2 separate regions of the Homo sapiens genome follow, and region 1 is linked to region 2. Evidence: chromatin contacts called from ENCODE Hi-C data. All regions are on one chromosome and are shown on one strand. The core of a region is the stretch at or near the end of the contact, and the rest is flanking DNA. Distances in the headings are between cores, read along the strand shown.

Region 1 (2,700 bases), core at 149-2,648, 670 kb before region 2:
GATCCAAATCCTATGACCCTCTTTTTACAATCCAATATAGACCCTGTTATAAAAATTATCTTTATATTTTGAGTTGATAGCTTACAAATTCAACCCACTGATAATGTTGAATAGTTTGAAAACAACCTCCAATCTACTCTTCTATGTGGTTGAGGCTTGGGAATCCACTCTGGCCCCCCAGTACAACAGTAGATAATTTGACACAATCAAATGAGAGTAAATGGTAGTAAACAAAATAGAAATAGCACTGATGGTAAATGAGGAGGCATATGTTCTTGTCCCTACTCTATGGCCATACTGCTATAGAATCCCGGAGAGTCACCTTTTTTTTTTCTTCTAAGATGGAGTCTTGCTGTGTCGCCCAGGCTGGAGTGCAATGGCGCGATCTCGGCTCACTGCAACCTCCACTTCCCGGGTTTTAAGTGATTCTCCTGCATCAGCCTCTGGAGTAGCTGGGATTACATGCCACCATGACAGGTTAATTTTTTTTTTTTTTTTTTTTTTTTGAGGCAGTCTCACTCTGTCGCCCAGGCTGGACTGCTATGGTGTAATCTCTGCTCACTGCAACCTCTGCCTCCTGGATTCAAGTAATTCTCCTGCCTCAGCTTCTTGAGTAGTTGGGATTACAGGCACCTGCCACCATGCCTGACTAATTTTTGTATTTTTAGTAGAGACGGGGTTTCACCATGTTGGGCAGGCTGGTCTCGATCTCCTGACCTCATGATCCTCCCACCTCGGCCTCCCAAAGTGCTGGGATTACAGGCGTGAGCCACCACGCCCAGCCAAGAGTCACTTTTGCTTTGGACCTTATATATGCCCTGTAAAATCAAGTGATTCTCAACCCTGGTTTCACAAAATCATGTGGGAAATTTCTATAAACTACTGATGTGCAGACCCACTGCAAAACAATGAAATCAGAGTCTCTCAAGTTGAAGCCCTGGCATTTGTGTTTTATAAAACTCCCTCCAGGTAAAGCCAGAATTGATTGCATAGATGATCTCTGAGGTTTTTCTCAAGGCTTTCTAAGGTTCTGTATCCAAAGGAATCAGAGTTAGACCACACAGGCCACAAATCACATGTCAGACTTTTTGAAGCCCATACACTTCAAAAAACCTCCTTAATTAAGCCAACTGCTAAAGGAGAGACACCATCTCGTCTCTCACTCGTCCTGTGGTCACCAGCACCTGCTCTTGAGAAAGCAACTACAAAAATGAGAAAAACAGAAGTTCTATAATAGAATCCACATTTCTAGAAAGCTTACAAATGAGGCTTAGAGCTAAAAAGGACATGGAGAAAAGGCAAAAGAAAGCCATGAAAACAATCACGGTCCAATCATTCCCTGGGCAACTCACTCCATTGCCATGTTGAAAACATAGATGTTAGAAACCAAAGGGTTTTTTGAAGAAAGCAGGAGCTGAGTGGGAACTTGGAGAACAACAATGAAAGCAATGCCACAAAGAGAAGCTGACAAGCTCTGGAAGCAGCAAAACATTTTCATCAGTCCGTGAAAAATTAAGGAAATTTGGGGAAATGAGTTTAGAAAAGGAGATTGTTTACAAACAAATAAAAACAAAGAAAAATAAAAACCCACAGAAGCCTTTTGATGGCAATGTAAAACCAGTTACTTCAGAAACTAAAGACAGAGAAGTTAAATGACATACACAGTAACCAACAGGTTACAATGACACTTTTAAAAAGAAAAGGCTGAGATAATCTATGGTCAATTTCATGATGTTTTGACCTTGAGGGCCTGACTGGCACGGCGTCTGGAGAGTGGCAGAAAGAGACACATTTCAGAAAAACTGAAAGTCAAACACCACCTGCTACTTTCACTAGTTCTTCTAGGCCGTGTGAGATTGGAGTGGCAAAATGAAGCTGGGCTCTCATGCTCACTTAAAATGATGGACAACACCAGTGTGTTTATTAAAGAGAGCTGTTTCTAGTCATTTAAGTGGTGTCCCACAAGCCGTAATCAACCAAGCATTGTGGACAAGACTCTCCTGAAATTATTATGCATAGAACACATGTGGCAAGACCGCTGCCTTCAAGCAGACTATGAGAAGGCTCTTACTGAAAAAGAAAAACAGTGGGTGCAAAACTGGCAGAAAACTTCCCCTCCCTGTTAAATGGCATACGGAAGAAACAAATAAAATAATTTATTCTAAGAAGAGAGACCTTAAAAATGATAAAACTGATAGGAAACCATTACATCTATCCTGTATCACAAAAAATGGCCAGGAATTCTTTATCTCATTACCTTGCTGCATATGTTGGAGATGTGTGTGTCTCTGTGTGCCTGTGACTTTCACAGCTTGAGCTATTATATATTTATTTGTTTATAATCTATCAGGAGAGCAAATACTTTGGTCATTGCTTATTCCTGGTCCTAAAACAGTGCCTGGCACATCATGAGTTCCAAACATTGCCTGAATAAATGAATGAATGAATCAATGTCTTTTTTACTTTTTTTTTTTAAATTATACTTTAAGTTCTGGGATACATGTGCAGAACGTGCAGGTTTGTTACATAGGTATACATATGCCACGGTGGTTTGCTGCATCCGTCAACCTGTCATCTACATTAGGTATTTCTCCTAATGCTATCCCTCCCTAGTCTCCCACTGCCCAACAGGCCCCGGTGTGTGATGTTACCCTCCCTGTGTCCATGTGTTCTCATTCTTCAACTCCCAATTATGAGTGA
Region 2 (2,700 bases), core at 85-2,584:
TGTGTACTGTGTGCGGCATATAATTTTGTCTATCCATTTTGCTGACCAAAGACTTACATATAAGTTGAGAGTGGGGGTATATTCTGTGGTCATAGATCCTATTTGCATCCATTGAGGTCAGTAGCCATGCCCATAGCCCCCAGATATCATTGGTAAGTGCTAATTTGCTGTGGTAAATTTCTTCCTATAATTGAACAAATAAATAAGTCCAAATTTAAACTCTTCAACTTCTAAATGTGATCAACCATGGTATGAGCCACCTTGGAAGGTGGAGAGTTCCTTGCCCTGAGATACCTAAGAAAAATCTGGATAGACACTTTGGTAGGGGCATTATATGTTGGAGATTCAGATATGGAGTAATCCAAAAATTTTATGATTCTTTGGTTCCATTTACTCTTACCAGGCCCACTCTGGGAATGTGAGTAATGAGTTTTATTTTTGGATATATTAAAAAACAACAAAAACAACAAGTTGTCCTACCCTTTTGGGGAAGAGAGAGAAGCCCGCTGTGCACATGGGCTAATTGAGTCTTTTAATACTAAAGACACTAATATTCCAGGATTCTGAGCCATGGGGTTCTGCATAATGCAATTTAATTAAATATAGATGGCAGCACTGGGGAAAAAAATGTGTAATAGAGGTAACTGACATGCCCAAACCTGGACCTGGCAAACAGGAGGGGCCAAGATCACCTTACTGGTATTTGCTGTGGTACCTGACAATTACCTGCTGGCTCTCTTCTCCTTGGGTCCTCTGCGAATCTGTGAACCCTGCTTATTTTGTGCTCAATTCAGTGCCCACGGCTCAACGGATTGTTCTATGACTAGTCCAGTCCTTCTCTTGGCATGCTGCCTACTCCATGTCAGAAGTTAAAAGGTTGCACTTCCTTAAAATGCAGTATTTTCCAACAGAACCTGCATCAATCAACCAATTAGTATAACTACGCATGCACTGCTCACGGCTCCATGCTGGCTAATGATCACTGGCTTTGTCTTATGCAAGGCTGGTCTTTCCTCGATCCAGCTAAGAAATAACCACTTGAAAGGAAGTGCATGGGGAGATTTCAAACACAACAGGAAGAACATCGTGTCAAATTGCCATAGTCGTACAAAAGGCAGCATTTGCAGCATCTGTCCATACCTGGTAAGAGTGATGGGTCTCAGTTTGAACGCTGGGGTGTGGAGGGTGACTCAGGAATAAAAGAATGGCCTGGTGAAGGAGTGACTGAAGAGGCTTTCTGCCCTAACTCTCACTTCTTGGGCTCCTTAGCAGGCTCTGTAACTACCTCATTTTCCTGATTTCTATGACTTACCCTGGGTCCGTGCTGATTTGCTGCCTGGATGAAGGAGTAGCACAGACCAACATCGGTAGGCGTGAGAGTTGGGTCTGTGCACATAAAGAAGGGTTCAGAATCTGTACAGGACTCACCCTGGCTTCCGGCAGAACCTAAGACGAGGGAGAGAGGCCCATCCCTGGTGTACCTGAAAGGCCAGGTCCGTGCTTGTTAATTAATGCAAGGCACAGTGCTAAGGCCTGGCTTGCCCCGCTGTTCTCTCTCAGGAGCCACAAATGGGTGATAATACCACTAGTTAGAGAGCAGGGCTCACGTCTCTGCTCCTGCCCGCTCCTGTCTGGGTTTGCTATGACCGTCTCTGTTGGAAGAAAACTATTTGGCTCTAAACTAAAGTAAGTCTTATTAACCATCATCCTTTCAAAGAACACGATTGTATTGTTCTCTTTCTACCCTCTCTCCTCTTGCTTTGTCTTTCTTTTGGTTGTTTCGTCTCTGGTACTTGTTTAAGTGGGGGATTTAAATGTTTGGCGTGGTCACTACAGAAGCCCAGACGTAAGATCTTTGAAGCGGTTGGTGAAAAAAGGGAAGTGATACTATTGGGTGAGGGGTGACATCAAAGAGAAGCCTATGTTCTGTTCCCTACGGCGTGGCTGGGATTTTTTACTCCAAGAAAAGAATTAAACAACAACGCTTTCCAGGAAAAGAGTGACTTTCCTTTTTTTGCCCCTCCCATCTTCTTTTCCTGATCCATTCAGACATACAAGCAATTTTGTTTTAAGGAGAAGCCTAATGCAATTGAGCACTAATACTATAATTATAATTAATGAAAATAATAATATTCGAATATCTTATACCCTTTCTGTTTATCTTTGAACAACACAGTAGTAGTTACAAATGACAAATATGAATATTATCCCAGTTTTTCATGGAGGAAACCAGGGCCAGAAAGTCAAATGCCTTGCCAGGGTCATACATCTGATATTTACCATCAAAATATAGTCTCCAGTTTTTCGACTTTAGGCTCAGCATGTTTTTATCTACACCTTGCTGCCTCTTCCCACATAATCTTTTAAGATTAAGTCTTCAGATTCCAGAGTTGGGGCCATGGAGTTACTAAAAGGCCTAAGAAAAATGGGGCTTTGAAAAGGTCATATTCTCATCCTTCTTACTCTGCACTGTGCTTGAGTATTAAAAGGCTGCTTTGAAAATTCACTGGCCCATGATTACTTGACTAATGCCAGTAATAAAATGCATATATCAAAACCACACACTTTTATTTGATTTTTCTCAGCCCATTACTTGTCTTAGCTGAGTGGCCAGCTATGTGTAAGCCTGAATGGTAGGAAGGTTTTCTGGAAGCAATGACCAGTTATGAAGTTTCTGTTGAGATCCAGGGAGCAACTTTA

Evidence for each region. Hi-C counts contacts between places; a loop is a spot of excess contacts on that map. Pooled maps may share reads with other maps.
Region 1: a pooled map shows a loop between it and region 2 (4-fold over the local background). The contact joins two enhancer-like sites. A Hi-C loop is called at or near these places in 2 of 37 single-sample maps with no recorded cell type and 4 of 50 pooled maps.

What each region holds. Positions count from the first base shown.
Region 1 is chr3:188,445,414-188,448,113 of GRCh38, reverse strand. All of the region lies in intron 4 of LPP (LIM domain containing preferred translocation partner in lipoma), which reads right to left. Among named protein-coding and RNA genes, the nearest start is that of LPP-AS1, 120 kb to the left of the region's middle. Within about 2 kb of position 1,398, at least 2 of the 41 ENCODE cell types and tissues checked have a DNase peak (open chromatin) inside an H3K27ac peak, as active enhancers do.
Region 2 is chr3:187,772,590-187,775,289 of GRCh38, reverse strand. No RefSeq gene overlaps it. Among named protein-coding and RNA genes, the nearest start is that of BCL6, 28 kb to the right of the region's middle. Within about 2 kb of position 1,334, at least 4 of the 41 ENCODE cell types and tissues checked have a DNase peak (open chromatin) inside an H3K27ac peak, as active enhancers do.